Linked DNA regions of Homo sapiens: regions 1, 2, 3 and 4 are each linked to region 5. The links are chromatin contacts, found by Hi-C or POLR2A ChIA-PET in ENCODE. All regions are on one chromosome and are shown on one strand. The core of a region is the stretch at or near the end of the contact, and the rest is flanking DNA. Distances in the headings are between cores, read along the strand shown.

What was found. Hi-C counts contacts between places; a loop is a spot of excess contacts on that map. ChIA-PET counts read pairs that join two places held with the same protein, here RNA polymerase II (POLR2A). Pooled maps may share reads with other maps.
Region 1: a map with no recorded cell type shows a loop between it and region 5 (5-fold over the local background). The contact joins two enhancer-like sites. A Hi-C loop is called at or near these places in 1 of 37 single-sample maps with no recorded cell type and 1 of 50 pooled maps. POLR2A ChIA-PET finds 5 or more read pairs at or near these places in 1 of 52 experiments (OCI-LY7).
Region 2: a loop to region 5 is called in a pooled map, with 2.5 times the contacts of the local background. The contact joins two enhancer-like sites. A Hi-C loop is called at or near these places in 3 of 37 single-sample maps with no recorded cell type and 2 of 50 pooled maps. POLR2A ChIA-PET finds 5 or more read pairs at or near these places in 1 of 52 experiments (OCI-LY7).
Region 3: a pooled map shows a loop between it and region 5 (23-fold over the local background). The contact joins two enhancer-like sites. A Hi-C loop is called at or near these places in 5 of 37 single-sample maps with no recorded cell type and 4 of 50 pooled maps.
Region 4: a loop to region 5 is called in a pooled map, with 2.4 times the contacts of the local background. The contact joins two enhancer-like sites. A Hi-C loop is called at or near these places in 1 of 50 pooled maps. POLR2A ChIA-PET finds 5 or more read pairs at or near these places in 3 of 52 experiments (HepG2, T-cell and activated T-cell).

What each region holds. Positions count from the first base shown.
Region 1 is chr6:156,986,417-156,990,878 of GRCh38, reverse strand. All of the region lies in intron 4 of ARID1B (AT-rich interaction domain 1B), which reads right to left. Among named protein-coding and RNA genes, the nearest start is that of MIR4466, 210 kb to the right of the region's middle. Within about 2 kb of position 2,503, at least 5 of the 41 ENCODE cell types and tissues checked have a DNase peak (open chromatin) inside an H3K27ac peak, as active enhancers do; they include OCI-LY7, where a contact is called at or near this core.
Region 2 is chr6:157,061,555-157,066,343 of GRCh38, reverse strand. The region is part of intron 4 of ARID1B (AT-rich interaction domain 1B); the gene reads right to left. Among named protein-coding and RNA genes, the nearest start is that of TMEM242, 260 kb to the left of the region's middle. Within about 2 kb of position 3,008, at least 2 of the 41 ENCODE cell types and tissues checked have a DNase peak (open chromatin) inside an H3K27ac peak, as active enhancers do.
Region 3 is chr6:155,350,140-155,354,797 of GRCh38, reverse strand. No RefSeq gene overlaps it. Among named protein-coding and RNA genes, the nearest start is that of TFB1M, 38 kb to the right of the region's middle. Within about 2 kb of position 2,999, at least 2 of the 41 ENCODE cell types and tissues checked have a DNase peak (open chromatin) inside an H3K27ac peak, as active enhancers do.
Region 4 is chr6:155,527,858-155,532,019 of GRCh38, reverse strand. No RefSeq gene overlaps it. Among named protein-coding and RNA genes, the nearest start is that of NOX3, 74 kb to the right of the region's middle. Within about 2 kb of position 2,864, at least 7 of the 41 ENCODE cell types and tissues checked have a DNase peak (open chromatin) inside an H3K27ac peak, as active enhancers do.
Region 5 is chr6:156,276,495-156,280,707 of GRCh38, reverse strand. All of the region lies in intron 2 of LOC101928923 (a long non-coding RNA gene), which reads left to right. Among named protein-coding and RNA genes, the nearest start is that of SNORD28B, 100 kb to the left of the region's middle. Within about 2 kb of position 1,352, at least 2 of the 41 ENCODE cell types and tissues checked have a DNase peak (open chromatin) inside an H3K27ac peak, as active enhancers do; they include OCI-LY7, where a contact is called at or near this core.

The sequences.
Region 1 (4,462 bases), core at 1,254-3,753, 710 kb before region 5:
ATTTATGATACTTAATTTGTTAGTAAATGCAATAGAGCAAAAATATAAAATAAAACCAAGGGTTAAAAGGTTCCTATGTCAGGAAAAGGCCTGACACAGCTGCTCACACCTGTAATCTTAGCACTTTGGGAGGCTGAGGAAGGAGGATGGCTTGAGGCCAGGAGTTTGAGACCAGCTTGGAAAACAAGATGAGACCCTGTCTCTACAAAAGATGTTCTGTTTGTTTGTTTGTTCGTTTTGAGACGGAGTCTTGCTCTGTCGCCAGGCTGGAGTGCAGTGGTGCGATCTCGGCTCACTGCAACCACCAACTCCCTCGGTCAAGTGATTCTCCTGCCTCAGCCTCCCGAGTGGCTGGGATTACAGGCGCATGATACCACGCCCAGCTAATTTTTGTATTTTTAGTAGAGACGGGGTTTCACCATGATGGCCAGGAGGGTCTTGATCTCCTGACCTTGTGATCCGCCTGCCTTGGCCTCCCAAAGTGCTGGGATTACAGGTGTGAGCCACAGCGCCCGGCCTACAAAAGCTGTTTTGAAAAATTAGCCCGGTGTGGTGGTGTGTGCCTGCAGCCCTACCTACTCAAGAGGCTGAGGTGGGAGAATCGCTTGAGCCGGGAGTTCCAGGCTGCAGTGAGCTATGATGCTGCCACTGCACTCCAGCTTGGGCCACAGAATGAGACTCTCTTTAAAAAAAAAAAAAAAAAAAGTTAAGGAAATCTGTTCTGTAACCAGTCCATTGACTCTACAACTCACTGGATCTCAAGTTCTCTAAGGACAAACACCACTTCCTATTCATATTTTTGCTCCCCAAATAGTAAGTCCGGTAAGAGAACATGTGCTCCTAAGTATTCACTGAATTAAATACTTTCTGTATAAGAAATTTTACATTATTCATTGTAAAGGTTGAAAATCAAATTAATTGGCAAGAATTATATCAAAGGTATCAACCATAAGCTTAGATGCCTCTGATTAAATATGAGATCACTATTTCCTATCATTCTCCCACATGGCAGCAATACAGAAGACTCCCATCACCCGGGAGGTAACATACATCTACCACTGCTACTGCCACTCCCACCATCACCTCAACTATCCCCGCCATCAGCACTCTTGACAAGGCATTTATTGGATGTACACTTAATAAATCAGCAAACATTGCTAATTTCAATACTGAAGTCAAGGGGAATCTCACTGACTCCTCAGACTAGCCTGTGGGGTAGATTATCATCTCCATTTTACAGATGGGGAAAGTGAGGCTTAGAGATGTTAAGTAATTTGGCCACAGTCACACAACTATGGGGCGGCCCAATTGGGATTAAAGGCCAAATATGTATCACCCCCAGGGTCCTTACTTAATGACTATCTACCTTTGAGTAAAACTTTAGAATTTCAATTTATACACTGGCTTTGTATAGTACAGCTATGACGAATTCCCAAAACTTTTTGAAGATTAACATGTATTATCTTGTGACTGTTAAATGCATCATTATCTTCTCTTTTGCTTGGAATCTTCATAACCGCAAAAAGATATAATCCTACTTCACCTTGACCACCAGGACATAAGACGATCCTTTGTAGCAAAAATGCCAACAGCCAAAGTTGTGAAATTTTGTCCCAGCAGTGTTTCATGGAAGACGTGGGAGTAGAGACATAGTGTGGCTGACCTGACTTAGAGGGGTTTCGCAAAGCAACCAGGGAGTGAAATAATCAGGAGTAATACGAATAAAATATGATAAACATGGCCAAGAAGTTAAATCCAAAAGGGAGCTCAAAGAATGGGAGTAGGAGATCACAACACTCTCAGCTCTCTGTGTTGTAAGAGCAGGATGGCAGAACACAAGAAAAGTCAATAGAGTATGGTAGATCCCTGTGACAACATGGCCTTAATGTGGCCATGGGTCCAAGCTACAGGAGCAGAATACACAGAGGCAAAAAATGAGAAATTATTTTTATGGCACATTTCTCTGATTGTAAGAACGCACATATGCAACTGTCATGAATACTGGCTGCCATTCCCTAATCCAGGTTACAGGTAAGGAACTGGTCAGTTGAGATAACAAAAGCTCCAGGTGCATAGGAAGAAGGCAGTAAAACGCACCAATGTCCCTCCCTATCAGATGGCTCAACATGCTGAAGTGTGTCGGAAGTGATTGAAGCGCACTTCCCCACTCTCCTGAAACACAGGCAAACCAGCTGTGTTGGATGCTGCAGTGGGCAAGTTCCTAAGCTTGCACATGCATTCAGACAAACAGGAAATGAGATGTCCAGAGCTGGCAGGTAAGAAAGCTCCTCTGGCAGTCCTTAACTCCTTGCTAGTAAGACTTTTCACTTCCTAGTAGAAGCAAGAGGATGTGCTGCCCCCATTTAAACTATGGAAGGAGTGGCCAGGAGAAGCCAGAGAAGGACTCCATGGATGCACTAGCCGTTCCTCCCCTCCCCCTCACCATGGTTTGCAGCGAATCCCCTGAGATAAGCACAAAAAACAGTGGCAGGCTGCAGGCACCACACATGCATGAATGAAGACAGTACAAAATGTGAGTCACCTCACTTAAAACAGAAGTGTTCCTTTGAAACACCACACAAATTGGGCATATGTAAATTAAGTCACTGGCCCAAAAGTTTACATTATTTAGCATATTACTGGTCTGTTTTTTATCCTATCCCCTTAAACTCCCTTCTCACCCTTCAAGCTCCCGGTTTGTAACTACTAAGTGCGTCTCCAGCTAAATCCTTGAACAATAATCCCTCTACCTTCACCCTAAAACTAGTTGTGACAAATCTGAATTCCAATAGATCAGATTTTTTTAGAGTGTTTTGCCTATATGTACCAACAGTAAGCATCTAGAATGAAAGAAAGACTAAGATATTGACCATTTCCACGATATTCCATTATCCCCAACATCACCATCATGCACACACTTATTATCTGCTATAGATTAATTACTTGCATTGTATTTCATATGTATATTCAAAAACATATTACAGAAAGTACAGAAAGGTACTATTCAACTCAAAGGAATAAAGTCTCAACAGGCCACGATTCTAGATTCGAGCAAGATACTCTGAAGGGTAAATAACATAAACAAGGGCTAATGGGGCCTGTCAATGACTAAAGCTTATGTATTACTATAACTATCAAGTATGAGAATATATTAAGTTTGCAAAACAAAACAAAAGATTCCACAAGCTAAGGAAATTCAAGTGATGTCAAATGAAAAAAGCAGAAAATACAGGCACAAAACTAGCACTGGGCCGGGCGTGGTGGCTCACGCCTGTAATCCCAGCACTTTGGGAGGCCGAGGCGGGCGGATCACAAGGTCAGGAGATCGAAACCATCCTGGCTAACACGGTGAAACCCCATCTCTACTGAAAATATAAAAAATTAGCCGGGTGCAGTAGCGGGCGCCTGTAGTCTCAGCTACTTGGGAGGCTGAGCCAGGAGAATGGCGCGAACCCGGGAGGCAGAGCTTGCAGTGAGCGGACATCGTGCCACTGCACTCCAGCCTGGGAGACAGAGCAACACTCCGTCTCAAAAAAAAAAAAAACTAGCACTGGTATCTAGAAAACTGACTAGAAAAAGGAAACAGAAATATTAGCTGTAATTATCTCTCTAGAATGGAAGAAAAACAGGTGACCCCATCTTATATTTTGCTTTTAGTTTTTTAATTTTTTGAGACAGGGTCTCTCTCTCTCTCTCTCTCTCTCTCTCTCTCTCTCTCTGTCACCGAGGCTACAGTGAAGTGGCAGTATCACAGCTCACTGCAGCCTGGACCTCCCGGGCTAGAGCCATCCTCCCACCTCAGCCTCCTGAGCAGCTGCGACGACAGGCACACCATCACACCCGACTAATTTTTTATATTTTTGTAGAGATGAGGGTCTTGCTATGTTGCCCAGGCTGGTCTCAAACTCCTGGGCTTAAGCGATCTGCCAACCTCAGCCTCCCAAAGTGTTGGGATTACAGGCATGAGCCACCGCACCCGGCCTATGTTGTTTTATTAATACAAAGTACATATAATGAACAGCCAGTTTGTGTTTTAATCCTGTTTAATCACTTTACTATCATTTTGCTACCACTTTACTACCATTATGCTGACAGCTGAGTTTCCTTTTAAAATGGTAGCATTGGCCTTAAAAAAAAATTAGGTCCAGATAACTATACTGTAGTCTGTGTAGAAGTATCGAAAGCTCTTTAATAATAATAGTCATAGCAACAGTAACAGCAAGCATTTACTGAGTAATTACTATGAGCCGGGCAATGCTCTAAGCACATCACGTGCTAATCTTCACCGAAGACATAAGTTCTGTTGTCCCATTTTGTAGGTAAGGAAACTGAAGCACAAGAAATGAAACAAGCTGACCGAGTGACAGAGCCAGATTCAAACGCAAGGGCCTAACTACCAGCCCCTGCTGTCTCTTATGCTGATGATTTTACCGTGCAGGGGGTTCAGGCTTTGAATAAGCTT
Region 2 (4,789 bases), core at 1,759-4,258, 780 kb before region 5:
AAAAGAATTGAACTACACCTTTTCTTCCTTTCTGTAATTTTTAAAGGGTAACTCTTGAGTAACTGATTTTGAAAGCAAAGAATATTCTCTTCCATGACATCCATCTTGTCTAAAATTTCTTTTAGTTACTATATGAAACAGTAAAAACTGATATTGACAGAAACTCCTTGAATAAGTTTTGTGTTTTCTTCACACAAACCCTCTCACATTTTCATGTGAAGAAATAAGATTGTTTTCTGTGGGGAGACTAAACAAATGGCTTACCATTAGTGACCATCGGGGACTGGAAATTTAACTGACTTTTATTCAGACAGTGTGGTAGGGGTTGGGGATGGATGGATAATGATTCAAAAGAGGCATAAGAGGGCTTTTGGGGTCCTGGTGGTGTTTCTGAACCAAGTACTGATTACACAAGTGTGTTCATTTTGAGAAAATGTATCAAGTTGTACATTTAAATTTGTGCATGTCCCTGTATTTATGTTACACCTCCACAATACTTACATTAAAAAATGGACTTCTACACAATGACAGCATAGTCATTTGTCATGGCATTAGAGAATATAAACCAGCCATCATCCAAATCCTTACGGTCTTATTTCTCCTGATAGGTCAGCACTAATGTACGCTAAATTCTTCTTTGGTATTCTCCCTGAAAATATGACCTGCTCTCAGAAAAGCAAGAAGTCCAACTGAAACGGAAGTTTCTATGGGTAGGTAATGGTTTGACCCCTGATCCCACTACCACAATTGTTCCAATTCTCTAATGATTTCCCTGCAGGGTTCATTTACCAGTTCTGGGTCAAAGACCAACATGCCCATGAAGTCAAGGGTCAACCCAAGCAGTGCTTGATGTATTTGAAAGTAACTGTACCATAAAGGCACCTTTCATCAATTAGAGACGGTTTTTTAATTTAAAATAAAAGTATAAACCACAATATCATCATCATTTATATTAACGAATTCACAGGCATACACATATGGAATGATATATCCCGATTATGGTACAGAACCAGTTAATACCCAGAGCCAAAGTAGTTTCAGCTTAAAAAAAGAGAGGCAATTTTACCTTACTATCTTCAGTAGTATCACATTTGAAAGCATTTTTCATTTGTCTCTCAGATTTTCCTTCAAGTTTTCATTACTTTGAACTTCTTTTAACTTATATTCTTCATGACTTTGACTAGCACAGTTATGTATGGGTTAGATAGGGACGTGGAGAGGTGAATTTCCCCAAATATGATAAAATGCTGCTTTAATACTCTTTTAACTTAAACACTACTTCCTTACTTTCATATCTATAAAAATAACTATTTGCAAATAATAATTTTTGTTAAACAAACTACTCCAGTAGAGAATGGGTTGAGCCATTTGGACTTGAAAATGGAGTGTCTTTTAGAATTATAGTCAGTTCCTAATAAAACAACAAAAGACAGTAACTTCCTCTACTGCTTATTTGTCCTGAAGAGGAAGGAAAGGGAGTAGTAATCAAAAAAAGAGGGAGAGAAAGTGAGAGCCGGGGCTGAAGGGCAGGGGGCAGGCCAAGGTTGTGGCTGGGGTGCACGCAGTATCAGGCAGAGGCCGGAGCCTGGGGTTAGAAGCTGGATCCACCAGGGCCGAAGCTCTAAAGTGTAATCCACTCAGCTGGTCAGGAGAGGATGTGGGGACAGTGGGGCATGACACTCGTCAGGTGCAGCAGCTAAAGGTGCATTTGGAAGTGTTCTCGGCGAATCCAGAAAGCCAGGGTTGTGCGTTCTCCACTTGACAGACTTTGGATTGGGTTATAAGTGCTCATGAATAAGAAGCATTAGAAGAGTAAAAATTAAACAAATCAAGTCTTCACTGTTCACTGGGAACAACAATACACTCAAACCATCGAAGAAACACTAAGAAGAATGTTTCCGTATCATCATAAAAACTGAGCATAGCCTCTGAGTGTTTTATTTTGCTCTTTAATATTACGAACACACATAGCTAAACATGCGTTCTGGAGAAAGGAGCTTTAGAGTCTCATGAAAAACAAGTATTCCTGTTCAGCAGATACATGCAAAGTTACCTTAAAGAGCAAGGCCAACTCCTAAATAGGCAGTACCTATCGTCAGACCAGATATACTCAGATGGCTCAGGAAAAACTGTATCAGTCAAACGAGGGGCTGATCAGCCAGGGAAAAATCTCAGAGGTGCTGCAAGACAAAGATGACAACAGGGTAGGGAATCCAGGCCAATGAATATCAGAGATGACTGCACAACCAGAATGGGATTCCTACTGTGGAGATGCAGGTTTCCGGCTAGCCTAGTCGGATGCCACAAACCTTCCAATTATTTAACCACCCCATGTTCTGATGCCCCCCTCACAGACTGGCCTCTCCCTACAGAGGTCAGCCTGCAGGTAGAGCACTGCGGTGCCAACCAGTGTGGTCCATGAGTCTTCATCTGAGATGGGTCATCTAGCTCTCAGTATTCTCCTGGTAACATTGGTTTCTGAGCCTTGTAAAACAGAGAACCAGATCTTGGTCTTAAAGACATTTGCTAAAGGAATGTCACCCTGTGATAAGTCATGAAAAACTAAAACCCTCCCAGATAACACACTAGCCATTTGCATATTGTACAAGGACTAGATTGTCAGGTTTACCCACTGGCAGTCATTCCATACATAACAATAAAATTGAGAAGTCTGACTCATTAGAAGTACATTTCGTATGAGTTTTATATTTTACACACATTTTATGTTGGTAACTCACATGTGCCTGAGAAGTTAACATACTATTCTTCCACACTCAATTCTTATGGTATAATAGAATTAAACTCACATTCTATAGGCAAGTCAAGTAATAGCACAACTATCTAAAAAAAAATCTAACAGAGGAGGAAAGGGCCCCTAATGATAAGCATCTTGGTGTGGAAAAGGCACTGGCTTTTTATTAGCCGCATGCCTCACAGTATCAGCTACCTAACCTGTGAGGCTGTTTCCTCCTTTGTCAAAGGGGCATGAGAGCACCTGCCTCTTAAGGTGGTGTGTTAAAAGAAATGCAAAGCACCTGGTATTTGCTTGCTGCTCAGTAAATGTTAGCCCCCCAGCTGCCACCCCTTCTTCCCTTACTCAACATTTCACACTGGCATGAAAAAATGGCTGGTGGCTCATTCACCTGTCCTGGAAACTGTCCTCTCTCCCTTGGAACTTGATAGTAATCTAAGATTCAAAAATGTTTAAAAGAAAAAAAAAAAGGGAAAAGCCACCACATTAAAGATTCTCTACATTCTTCAAATCCAAGATGAGGATGGTCAGTAGGACCCATCCATTCTCATTCTGAAATGTAACTTATTTCTTTAAAATATATTTTAGGCTGGGCACGGTGGCTCACGGCTGTAATCCCAGCACTTTGGGAGGCTGAGGCGGGTGGATCACCTGAGGTCAGGAGTCCGAGACCAGCCTAGCTAACATGGTGAAATCCCATTTCTACTAAAAATACAAAAAATTAGGCAGGTGTGCTGGTGCGCACCTATAATCCCAGCTGCTCGGGAGGCTGAGGCAGGAGAATAGCTTGAACCCAGGAGGCAGGGGTTGCAGTGAGCTGAGATCGCGTCATTGCATTCCAGCTTGGGCAACAAAAACAAAACTCCATCTCAAAAAAAAAAAAAATATATATATATATATTTTAAAACATACCAGATTAACAGACACTTTGTATGAAACAACAAACATCACAGGAGGAAGGCAAGTAGCGAGTGCTCATCGGACCACCGTCATCAGTTTCTTATGGTACCCTGTCCTCATACCTTCTATGAATATACAAGGGAAAATTTAAAAATCAAACTCGTGTCTACAGCAATTAACAAAAGGAGAAACAAGCCATGTTCGGTGGCTCACACTTGTAATCCCAACACTTTTGGGAGGCCAAGGTGAGAGGATTGCTTGAAGCTAGGAATTCAAGACCAGCCTGGGCAATGCAGTGAGACCCCGTCTCTACAAAAAATGAAAAAAATTAGCTGGGCATGGTGGTGTGTGCCTGTGGTCCCAAGTACTTGGGAGGCTGAGGCTGGAAGACTGCTTGAGCCCAGCAGTTGGAGGCTGCAGTGAGCTATGGCGCCACTGTACTCCAGCCTGGGTGACAGAGGGAGGCTCTGTCTCTAAAAAAAAAAAACAACAAAACAAAAGGAGAAACAGAAACAGGGGAACATACAATAGCAAGAGAAAGCAAAAGAATCTAATGTTGTAGCTATGTACTTGGGAAAGTAGATTCGGCTTATCATGACTGCTTTGTCAAACATTTTATTATCTCCAAAAAGTGACAGCAGTGACAGCACGCATGGGCTGTCTTTAGCTCCTTTCATTTTTGCTGTCTCGCTTTTCCCACTGCAAACTCAGTGGTTATTAGCTGCTGGAAAAATTTACCATGGTGACTCTTCCATAAAAATACTTTCCTCCTACCACACGATGCACGTTTGGAAAAAACATGGCACAGACATTTCAGTTTAATTGTTCTTAATTGGGTTGTCTGAAAAACAAAAACAGGCTTTTTTATGCTGTGAAAAAATACACAAAGGGTGGAATCAGCTATCTTTTTTATTTCTGGTATATTATTTAAGGAATGGCACAGAGTAGGCACTTTGGATGGATTAGAGTTATCAGATAAAATATGGGAACTCAGTTAAATTTCAGAGAAATAACAAGTTTTAAGTGTATGTGCCATGTAATATTTGGACTTATACTAAAATTTTATTCATTGCTTATGTGAAATTCAACTATAACTGGGCAATCTTTTTTTTTTTTTCTAAATCTGACAACCCTGAG
Region 3 (4,658 bases), core at 1,750-4,249, 930 kb after region 5:
CCCACTTCCTCCTGGCCTACAAGATTTAATCTGAGAAGTATGCTGATTGTTGCATTTGGACTCTTTTGTATGTCATGTATTTCTTATCTCATGCTGCTCTCAGAATTTTTCTTTGTCTTTGATTTTTGATAGTTTAATTGCTATGTGTCATAGTGACCTCTTCTTTGGGTTGAATATGTTTCAAGATCTCTTTTTTCCTGTACCAGGATGTTGGCTTCTTTCTTCAAATAAGGGGGGTTTTCATCAATTATTTCTTTAAATACATTTTCTGGCCCTTTTTTTCCTTCTTTTGCTTTAATTCCTATATGCATAGCTTAGGTCTCTCAATGGCATCACATAATCCCCATAGGCTTTCTTAGTTCTTTTTTTTCTTTTTGCTCCTCTGATTCAATAATTTCAAATATTCTGCCTTGAGTTCACTAATTCTTTTTTTCAGCTTGATCCAGCAGGCTGCTGAAGCTTTCTATTACATTTTTCAGTTCAGTCATTGTGTTGTTCATTTCTAGGATTTCTATTTGGGATTTAAAAAACTATTTGTATTTCTTTGTCAAACTTCTTAATTTGTTCATGTATTATTTTTCAAATTTTTAAAATTTTTATCCATATATGCTTAGAATTTATGAACTTTTTAACATAATTATTCTGAATTCTTTTTCTGTCATTTCATGGATCTCCCTTTCTTTAGGGTCCATTGTTGGAGCTCTGTTTCTTTTGAAGATGTCATGATTTTCTGAGTCTTTGTAATATTTGTATCCTTGCATTGGTATTTACACATTTGTGGAGACTGCCACCTTTTCCAGCCTTCACAAGTGTTCTTTGGCAGGAATAGACCTTCACTGTTTATTCTAGCCTATGTTTCTAGATTGGTCAGCTAGTAATGACTCTGGGCAGGCAGAGCTTGCTCTCAGGTTCTCTAGATGACTGGGCTGCTACCTTTGCTCTGAATTTGTGTGGGGCAACTGGCTTGGTTCTGCTATCCAAAAAGACCACTGGCTTAATTCTGAAGTCAGACTGAGCTATGGAATCAGAATTGCAATTGCCTGTGATCTGGCTGAAATAGGAGTATTCTCTGATCAGGTGGTATCACTCTTTGAATCCAGCAGTTGAACAGGGCTGTAGGAGGAGTCTTGAGGTAATGTGGATTGGGACAGATGAACCAACTGCTATACTCAGTACAAATGTACAGTTGAGATTTGCCTCTCTCTCTGAGAAGGGTCTGAGGTGGGCTTTAAACTCCCTGATGTAGCAGAACTAGTGACTGCTTGTTGTCAAAATTCACTCAGGATCTGCTGTGGAACAGAGGCTGGCAAGACTGTCCTGGTGGTTCAGACTGGCTAGTAGTTCTGTGTAGACAGAATTACTCCCAGGCCATGGCAGAGAGGGGCTGGAGCCAAGACAGGGTCCCTTCAGGATGTGTTGTGCAACAGAGGCTGGCAAGCCTGTCCAAGTGGCTCAGATAGGTGTGTCTCCCAGCAGTTCCATGCAAAGGCAGGATCGTTTCCTGACTGCAGTGTGAAGAACTGGAACTGAGACTGAGCCCCTTCATGATTTTCGGTGGGACAGAGACTTAAAAACCTGTCACAAAGGCTTGGACAGGTAAATATCCCAACAGTTCCCTGTGTGGAAAGAATATCTCCCAGGCTGGGGCAGAGAAGTACTAGCACCAAGACTGGGCCCCTTCAAAATCTGTGAAGACAGAGGCCAGTAAGTCTGTCTCAGTAACTCAAATGGGTGAGTCTCCCTCTGCATCCTGTGTGAGCAATACTAAGCTGGGAACACAGCTGAAAGGGACTAGAGCCAAGTTGCAGGATAACTTTCAAGTCTACTACTGAAACTGATGTCAGCAAGCAGATGAGCCTTTCTGCTGAGGCAATAGTGTGCATGATTCCTCCTGGACCCTTTGGAAAATTGTTTTGTTTGTAGGTTCAAGGCAAGCCTTTAGGGAATGGGGCTGGTTTGAGGTTTGAACTCAGAAGCACAGTCAGCCAGTCTGACACCTAGGTGCAGGTCTGCACTCTCAAAACCACTATCCTAGGTCTTGGGCTCCACCAGGTTTCACAGCCTTCTACCTGAATCTCAGAGACCCAGAAGGAGACTTTTTTCTGTGGATGGGATTCTTACTGAGGGAAGATAAGAGCAAGTGACCCCCAATCCTCTAACTGGCTAACATCACTCCATCCAGAAATAACTTTTTAGTGATCAGGGTCCCTTTGAGGTGAAGCCCTTTAAGCTTAATGAGACCTAAAAGAAAAAGTGATCAGGAGATGACCATTTAAAAAACTACTTCAAATAGAATGCAGTTAGGCTGAAATGAACCAGAAACACTGATTCACTGACCTTCCTGAAATGTAAAACACTTTCTGGAACCAAGTGGATCTTTCTCATTGATTTTTCTAAAGCTCCTTAGGGCATCTTTAGTGCCACATAAAAAGTACTTGCCAAAGGAACCATGTAGTTTGTACTAGAAGCTCTTAAGTGAAGAGTTAATTCTCAAAATAGATTTTGGTTATCTCAGATCGCCACAAGATCAAGTGAAGAATCCCACAGATCTGGCTGGGTGCGGTGTCTCATGCCTATAATACCAGCACTCTGAGAGGCCGAGGCAGGCAGATAACCTGAGGTCGGGAGTTCAAGACCAGCCTGACCAACATGGAGAAACCCCATCTCTATTAAAAATACAAAATTAGCTGGGCGTGGTGGTGCATGACTATAATCTCAGCTACTTAGGAGGCTGAGGCAGGAGAATGACTTGAGCCCAGGAGGCGGAGGTTGTGGTGAGCCGAGATCACGCCATTGCACTCCAACCTGGGCAACAAGAGTGAAACTCCATCTCAAAAAAAAAAAGAAAAAGAAAAAGAAAGAAAGAAAGAAAAAGAAAAGGAAAGGAAAGAATCCCACAGATCTCACAATCTTTTTTCTGTCAAATTTTAGTCATTCACTCATTCATTCAGCTAATGTAGCACATATTAACTGAGGCTCCAGTTAACTTGTTAGGCAATACTTATGCCTTCATGAGTGCTCTATCACTTTTTAAAATTGAAACAGAAATAAGTAGATATAAGTAGATTAGAACATGTATCCATTCATCCACATTATCCATGCTGAGACACTTTAAAGCCAAAATTGGGTTTTTTAAATTTTATTATTTATTTATTTATTTTGCCTACGTGGTCATGTCTGATACCTGTTTGGGTAATGATTAGAACATAGTGACAGATGTAGAAATATGACTCAAAACTAAACTGGGGCAGCTTTCCCAAAAAAGTAACTGAAGACTGTGTTCAAGCCTTGCATATACATAGACACCTGCTATATTTGCATAGCCCAGGCTTGCAGGAAACTCTAATCAATCATTTTCTGTGTGTAGAATTATTCAACCAGAAAACCATTACTTATTTCACCAGAAAAATTTTGTTTTTTCATTGCTGCTAGATTAGTTACATCCCATCTCCCCACTTCCCTCTCTTCATCAGCAAACAAAGTTTATACCAAATTATATGGATCAATGTCTCAGCCTATAAGAAATTTTGGTTTATTTTTAAATTTTCAAAAAGGTGGATTCTTTCATTTCTTTTGTTAATGTGCAATAAAAATTCTATCTTCTCTTACATATTTCTTTAATTATATTTATTGAGTGTTCTTCACTGGGCCAGGTGCTAGAAAATTTGTAAACAAAAGGAGAGAAATATTGATTAAATAATCATTAAAAAGTAAGCAATTACAAATCATGATGACTGATAAGAAGGAAAAGTAGAAGTTGCTACCTGGAAAGATAAAAAGGGGGAACCTGATAGAGTTGTGGGATTGGGGGGGTTGTGGGTCAATAAAGAAGCAATGATTGAGCTGAGATTTTAATAAATAGACATTAACTTAGAGGAAGTTCAGAGAGGGGGATCAAGAGAGAGATGAGAACGTTGCAGGCAAGGAAAAATAAAGTATGTGCCAAGGCCCTGAGGCAGGAGGGAGACTGCGCGTTGAAGGACTGAAAGGTTTAAGAGAATATAGGAAATACCTGAGAAAATGGCCAACTAGAAGTAGCTAGTGTGCACTGCTCTCACAGAAAGGAATGGAAGGGGTGCATAAATACAGCATTTTCAACTGATACATCCAGGTAAATGCATTGGGTCTAATCAAAGAAACAATTCAACCCACAGAGAATCGAGAAAAGCAAGGCAGGTTGATAGCCCACCCAGGAGTAACACAGAGCCAGGGGAACCTCCTCTACCCAGGGAGGTGGTGAGTGAATGTGTGACCCCAGGAACCCATGCTTCCCTCATGGATCTTTGCAACTCTTAGGTCAGGAGATCCCCCTGTGAACCCATGCCACCAGGGCCTTCAGTCTGGCACAGAGCTCTGGAGTCTTGGCAGAGCAGCCACTCAGGCACATGCAGAGACCTGGGAGCCTTAGATACCCAGGCTTTCTGGGCTTCCCAACAAAAGCAGCTGCAACTCCAACAAAGTGGGAGGTTAGACCCCTGAATATATCCCTAGGAAGGGAACTGAATCAAAAGGGCTGAGCAGCAACAGCCTGCAGACCCCACTTCCATGGCACCTCGCGGGATAAGACCCACTGGCTTGGAACTGCAGCCAGCCACCGGTAGCAGTGTTACACCTCCCTGAGATGGAGCTCCCAGAAGGAGGGGCATGCCACCACCTTT
Region 4 (4,162 bases), core at 1,615-4,114, 750 kb after region 5:
TTGCTGTCTTCTCTATATCTTGAGAATTACACTTGATTTGTCTCTTATTTCTCAGATATCTTTTTCTGGGTCTATATGTTCTCCTATTCCCAGCAAAAGCTAAGCCTTCTAGTCTCTTTTTATGTCAATGATCTAGGAAGCTCTTTTCTCCTGATTCCACCGGTGAACCTAAATGACCGTGTCTCTTATTACAGCTTTAGCTACTCTTCCTAATCCATTTCTATTGGACTTGCTGCCTCAGACTTGATGTTTTTATCTTTTACAGCACACATTGCACTTTATGTTCATCACAATATGTTCAAAATCCTCAATTTCTTTCTATAGAACAGTATTGTGTCTTCCTGTTCCACTTTATAGCACCAATAAATTCTTTTTTGGAGACAAATAATCTTTTGATGCTTGAGCTTCTGATGTCCCTCCTCTCCTCTCCTCTCTTCAATCTCTGCCTCATGGATACATCAATACACATGATTTATTACTTTCTAGATTAAATTTCCAGAATTCTAAATTCAGAATTCTGAATTCATCATTAATTACAATGTCCTCCCTTCAAATTTAGGCTTATTGAACACCCTAACACAATGATGACATTTAAATTTCCAAACAAATAATTTAAAGTCTATTTATTAATACTATATTTAAAAGATGTCTCCAATACAAATCATCAGCACCATTTTGGGCCAGATAGAAAGAAAAAAAGTATACATCATCATCTCTTCTTCCTTATGCCTCATCATAATTACACGTGCAGGATTTTTCCTCCTTATCGCCATCATGTATGTAAAATCATTTTTATTACCTTTTAACTTTATCAGATAAGCATTTTATAGGATAAAAACAATTCCTATATCCTTGTTTGTGCCAGGAGAGTATCTGTGAGAGCCTTAGCAGAAGGAGATCCAGAAGACAAATCAATTAATAAGTGTAAATTACACTTAATATTTGACAAGCACTATGGTACCAAAGGCAGAGTTCTTGTCCTAGAGGGCCGTACAACTCATTTAATGACAGGAATATGAGATGAGAAAAGGGAACTGAATAACTGCAGGAGTGTGTGTGTGTGTGTGTGTGTGTGTGTGTGTGTGTGTGTTGGTATGTGATGAAGCAAATATAACTATACATGACAATCAAAAACATTTTCAGATATATAAAATATAGAAAGATAGTTCTGTTTTGATTCAAGGATCTTGAAAATTTCTAAGCACTTTTTTGTATCTCCTTTTTATTTTCCATGATACTTTAAAGAGGTAAAGGAAGACATTGGGAAAATGTTTTAAATTATTGTTATAGAAATGAACCCAAACAGGCGCCAACTATGATTTTTTTTTTCAAAAACTCATTGTTACTGAATTCAGATAGTTGCCCATCCTTTATCAGCCATTCAAGTCAATCAAGAATAAAAGATTATTTATTTTTTCAAGATTGATTTTTAATGTGTGGATATTCTTTGAAGCCCTCTGGCTATAATTCATGCAAACACATTCAAAATATATAACTGAAAGGCAAATGTGACTACTCTCTGGACTTCATGGCTTGTCACTGAACACACGTTCACAAAACCTGAGCATGTCCCAGCATCCAGAATCCACAAGATGGCATTAGTGTTCACTTTTTTCCCCCGTTTTAAAGCAGTTAATTTTATGACTGTCACTAAATTGTCTTTTTTTTAAGAAAAAGATAAATATTTTTCCTCTCCTGAGATATTTCTTAATATGATTAACAATGATTAATTTGATATCTTTGGAAAGACTTGAAGTAAAAGAAAATGACTTGCCTGTTCTTCGTATCTGTGTTTTGAAAGTTGATCACCTCATTCCTCCAATTCTATATCTCTCCTCTTTTATAAGACCCAGAGGCTGCACTGTCCAATACAGTCACCAGAAGCCATATGTGCTATTTACATTTATTACACTTAACTTTTAAGATTCAGATCTTCAGGCCAGGTGCAGTGGCTCATCCTGTAATCCCAGCGCTTTGGGAGGCCTAGGCGGGTGGATCACTTGAGGTCAGGAGTTGGAGACCAGCCGGGTCAACATGATGAAACCCTGTCTCTATTAAAAATACAAAAATTAGCTGGGTGAGGTGGCAGGCGCCTGTGGTCCCAGCTACTTGGGAGGCTGAGGCAGGAGAATCACTTGAACCCAGGAAGCGGAGGTTTCAGTGAGCCGAGATCGTGCCACTGCACTCCATCCTGGGTAACAGAGCAAGACAAGACTCCACCTCAAAAAATAATAATAATAATAAGTAAATAAAAATAAATAAATAAATAATAAAATTCAGATCTTTGGTTGCACTAGCCACATTTCATGTGTTCAATAGCCGCATGAGGCTCGTGGCCACCATACTGTACAGAGCAGATATTAAACATTTCATGACCCCAGAAAGCTCTATTGGACAGCACTAACTAAAGAATAATAACTCAGGGACCTGAATCTATATCCAGAAACTGATACGTACAAACAATATCCCCCTGTTGATGATATCTGTCTTTGTGACATTTACATTCTGATATAAAAATAGAGGTGAACAGAACGTTGAAATTTAAATGCAAACTTTCACCCACCTCTGTGTACAGAGTGTTCTAGGAGCATTGCTGCATCCTTCAAAATATTCTCATGTGAGTCGTGTGTTTAGGATGCAAACTACTTTACACAATATTGGGCATCTTCATGACAGCTATTGACGTCTTTAATTATTTTTAACTCCACTTATATTATTGAGCTCAGTGTAGTCATGGCTTTCAGAAGCACAAAAACAAAATAGTAGGGCTGGAAAGGGAGCTGCAGATCATCTGATCCTGCCTTCTTGTATGATTCATTAGGCTGCAAGGCCATAGAATGAGGCATGTGATGTAACAGGAAGTCCTTTGGCCCAGGAGACCAGAAACAAAATCTATTCTGGGAGATCTTGGTTGAACTTTTCTGTACCCAAGTTTCATTACACAGGAAATGAAGGGATTGGGAAAGGTTATTTGCAGGTTTACTTTCAGCTCTCAATGTCTCTCTTGTGTTACATTTAGTGTCAGGAATCAAAGGGGTTTCAAAGTCACAAGATAAAAATAGTACATCTACCTTGAGTATTAATTTTACTCAAAGATTTAAAAAGGAAAAGGTAAGTATGTTGACTGATAAGTGATTTAAAAATTATCTTTTTATCTCTAAAAAATGCAGATGTGTTTTTGGAGGAGATAAAACATAAAATACAAAGAAATATTATGCCAGCACTGAGCTACTTGAGATACACTCCCAAACCCCTTCAGGATTTTCATTCATTCTTTCTGCCTTTAGGGACAGTTTTTAAACATTTGAGAAATGCTTCAATAGGTAATAGCACAGAAGTGAAAAGCCTTCCAATGACAAATTGGGAGACTTCCCTGCTGTTTGATAAGGAATACAAGCTCAGAAATTACAGTTAAATCCGTAACAGGATTAAAGTTCATTCACAAAGAAATACAAAGCAATGATGTAATGCTTAATAGTGATGATGTTGGTAATGATGCCAGAAATCTGGGCTAAATAATTATTAAATTTCATATAAACATAGACTCTGGATTTCCTAGAGGCTAGGTAAAGAGAAAACAGAATGGGTGATATCATTCTCATTTTATAATAAATGAAGAATATAGTCACATAAGAAAAATAGACAAACATTCCCAAACTAAAAAATAAAAAATAAAAAAAATCAGAGAGATTGAATGCAAGTGTGTTTTATAAGAAACATAAATTAACATTGTGTTTAATAGCAATTTTACAAATGATAGAGAGGTATTCTTCATAAAGCCATTTCTTAGATTGACCCTGGATAAAGGTCAAAAACATGTTAATGTATTGGGAATTTGTCGAACCACTTCTACAGAAAGGGAAACACTAATATTCTCCAGGCATATAGCATTTGGGTGACCTAACTTGGAAGAAGGGTAGAGCTTAGAAAATTTGAAGAAATGGATGACTAGAATGCTCACTTCTAATTTTTAAATAACAAGTGCCTTATTACTTATTTTGCCCATTAAAATACCACCAATGCCAAAAGAAAGCCATATCATACCAAAAGGAATGAATTTAGATACACCATCAAATATCAGTTGTTTGAAAGAGAGATGATACAGGAGAAGCATCTATAATGATGTTTCTTGTCCCTAAAAATAAACCACCAACAAATATTA
Region 5 (4,213 bases), core at 103-2,602:
GTGCCTCATAACACTTCTGTTTGTCTGTCTTTGGCTCTACATTGTTTCTTTTTATTTTATTTTATTTATTTTTTTAATTTTACTTTAAGTTCCGGGATACATGTGCAGAGTGTTCAGGTTTGTTACATAACTATACATGTGCCATAGTGGTTTGCTGTACCTATCAAGCCATCATCTAGGTTTTAAGCCCCGCATACATTAGATATTTGTCCTAATGCTCTCCCTCCCCTTACCCTCCACACTGTTTCTTAAAAGAACATGTTATTATAACCTGGAGACATTCACTGTTAAGTGCAGCTTCCTTCATGGTTGGCTGATCTAAAACCTGCACAGACCCCAGCCCTTTATGGTGCGTTTCATGTTTGCATGTCTGTCATCTGAAATGCCTCGTAGACTATGTTGGCAACTAGCCAAGCTGAGCATTAAAAAGGGGATGGCCTACCAGCCATCATAGCCTTTCCCCTTTGAGTTATCGAGGAAACAAAACCAGAGTTGTTTCAGTATGAACGACAGTTAAAAAGATAACTAAGGAAAGTGCTGGTCAATCACAGTTTACAGTTGGTGCAGAGCCCAGCTTGGAAGGACTCAAGGACAGAGTCCTGATCTCCATGGGAGGAACAATTGTGCTTTTGTGGAATCTTCTCTCTGTTCTTGATGCTTCTTTCTTCTCTGCATTCTTATATTATGGGGATTAGGAAGTCCAGCCTGGTGAATAATGCTGTATAATCTCCCTGTCTTCTCCCTTACCTCTTAATTCATTTTGACCTTGACTTGGAAGATATCCTTCTACCATGCAGGAATTGTCAGCCACAGTTTTACACTCTTTGATCACTTCGCTATTTGGAGTGTGAGTTGTTTTTTAAAAAATATACAAAGAATAACTTCTTTATGTTTTTTTGTTTTCCTTTTTTTTTTTTTTTTTGCTTAACATGTGAGAGGTGAAATAAAGGAGCTCCTGATAAGTATAGAGATTAGGAAACAAGACAAAACAAAGCAACAACAAAGTCTACACACCTCATAGCCAACAGCTGCCCAATTAATGTCATGTGCATTTACAGCAGAAGTGGTCAGTGACAGCACAGTGGAAGGCAGTTCAGGTCACAAATGCAGAACAGGAAATATATTTTCATCTTGTTATTTATGACCCAGCCTTAAAGGAAAACAGATGGTACTACTTTCAGAGCTGTTTTGCTCTTGTTTCAAATGGCTAATTCAAATCAAACACAGATTCTATTCTTAGTCAAGGCAGCTGCTGCATTGTCTGAGCTGGGCTGTTTTTTTACCAACAACACCCCTTCCTCTGACAGAATGGCCAGAGAAGACCACAGCAACATCACTGTCACTATCACCCAGTAGTCCTAAGAGAACCGCATTTGTCGGCAGCAGCACAAAGCCTATTGCTGGCTGACACCATTTAGGATAAACTGTGGTTGGATTTTGAGTAGAATCTGGAACCACCACTCCCTTCCCTCTTGCATTTGATTATTTCCCTTTGAAAGCAATGATTTATTCCAATTTTAGAGTACAGTGACCTTTCAGGGACCCTTAGGGTGGCGAAGATTGCAAAGATGGGAAGAGAAGTCAAAAGGGGCTAAGAGAGGAAATGGAATGTGAGAGATGTTCTCATAACACAGAGAAGACAGCAGACACTACTTAGGTTCTCTCTCCCAGGATAGCCATATTGTCCTGCTGATTTTCTTTAGTCAAAGGCTCTATTTATGAGACTCACTAATAAGACTTTAAAGAGTAACTTCTTGCATTTTTAAAAATCAATATTTGAAAACAAAGTAATATATGTTCATAATTCAACAACAACAACACTTTCCATCTATTCATTTCTCCACTCTACGTGGAGTCCCTGGGTTTAGCCCTCCCACTGGACACCCACTCCCTACCCTTCTATGCCCAGAAGCAATCACTTCAAATTTTTCTAGCTGTTAACTTCAGGTGGTGACCTCCATATTTCTAAGAAATGTGCTTATAGTGTTGAGTATTTAGTTTGAGTCAATATCTCTTACATTTCTTTAATGGTAGTTGAGGATTTAGCTTGTCTACAACTCTTCCCGTGACTAACTCATTCATTCAATTGAATTATATTTTCAGTTAATTATCTGACAGTTTTTATGTTTTTATGAGTAGGTAAATTATTTTTATTGTCAAGCCATGTCATGTATTATTAGATTTCATTTCTTGTACAACTTTTTGTTTTTCCTGAAGTTAATAATTATACAATTTTTTATTTGCTTATTTTTATGTATGTCTTTAAACTTTTTTTGAGATCAAAACTTGTCAAATGCTTTGTAAAGTCTTTCAAATAATCAAACACATCTAAGTATCTGTTTGCACTCTCCCTCCCTCTTTTCACTCTTCTTTCTCCTGAAAGCCTCCTAACCCTTGTTTCTCTTTCCACCTACTCTGATCTGTTTGTTGGCTAAGTCTTTTGAATAAGGCTTACTCTAGAACTTTCCATTACTTTTCCTGTGTTGGCTCACTTTCTAAGATTCCATGTCCTGTGATAGGATCTTAAACACAAATATGAGGGAATTCAAGTTTTTGATCCCTTTTATTCCTGAAACTCATGTTTATTTACCCTCACATTATACAAACATAGTTCAATATGGTAGAGAAAATGAGAAACAAAGTGTATTAGTCCATTTTCATGCTGCTGATAGAGACATACCTGAGACTGGGAAGAAAAAGAGGTTTAATGGACTTACAGTTCCACATGCTGGGGAGGCCTCACAATCATGGCGGAAAGCAAGGAGGAGCAAGTCACATCTTACATGGATGGCAGCAGGCAAAGAGAAAGCTTGTGCAGGGAAACTCCTGTTTTTAAAACCATCAGATTTCAGGAGACTCATTCACTATCATGAGAACAGCACAGGGAAGAACCACCCCCATAATTCAATCACCTCCCACCAGATCCCTCCCACAACATGCGGGAATTGTGGGAGCTACAATTCAAGATGAGATTTGAGTGGGGACACAGATGAATGATATCACCAAGATTGGTGAACTTTGAGACACATTCTACCAATGGAAACTCTTCAAAATGAAATATATGCCTAAATGTAGAACTCAAAACTGTAACAATTCTGGAGGAAAACAGGTGGAAATCTTTGTGATCTTGAGTTAGTCAAAGATTTCTTTGATATATCACTAAAGCTTGATCCATTAAAAATTGATTCATAAACTAAACTTCATCAAAATAAAAAAATTGGCTCTTATATAAGAGTATGAAAAGAGAATCCAAAGACTGGGAGCAAATATTTGCAAAACACATACCTGATAAAGAACCTCTAAGCAGACTACATAAAGAATTCTAAAACCTCAACAGTAAGAAAATAACTCATTTAAACAATTGGCTGAAGATAGGAACAATTTTTCAAACAAGATATGCAGATGACAAATAAGCACATGGAAAAGATGTTCAACATCAATTAGCCAGTAGAGAAATGCAAAGAAAAGCCACAGTAAGCCACAGTGAGGTACTGCTTCGTACCTGTTAGAATGAAAAATTAAATGGACTGACTACATCAAGTATTACCAAAGATGTAGAGGAACTGGAGATCTCATATACTGCTAGGTGGAAAGTAAGATGTTACAATCTCTTTGGAAAGCAGTGTGGTAGTTTTTAAAAAAATTAAACTTGGACCTATTATATGGTCCAACCGTTCCACTACTAAGTATTTACCCAAGAGGAAAGAAAACTTATATCTATACAAAGGCACATCCATGAATGTTCTTAGCAGTCTTGTTAAATAATAGCCAAATCCTAGAAACAGCACAAATGTCTATCAACAGATAATCAAACTATGGTATATCCATACAACATAATGCCACTCAAAGGTAGAAAGGAACAAAATATTGCTACACCTAATAGAATGAATGAAACTCAAAATAAATAGCCTGAATGAAAGAAGGCAGACAAAAGCGATTACATACTGAAGAGTCCACTTATATAAAATTCTAGATAATAGAGACTAATCCATTGTGACAGGAAGCTAATCAGTGGTTGCCTGGGGTGGGGTAGGGGTGCTAGAAGAAGGGATTATAAAGGATTCACTCTCTTAATGTGGTGATGATTTTCAAAGCTTATCAAATTGTACATTTTAAATATGTGCAGTGTTTATATCAATTATACCTCAATAACATTTTTTAAATGAAAAAAGCATGTGGATACATCTGAAATTATGCATGTTTAATAATTACA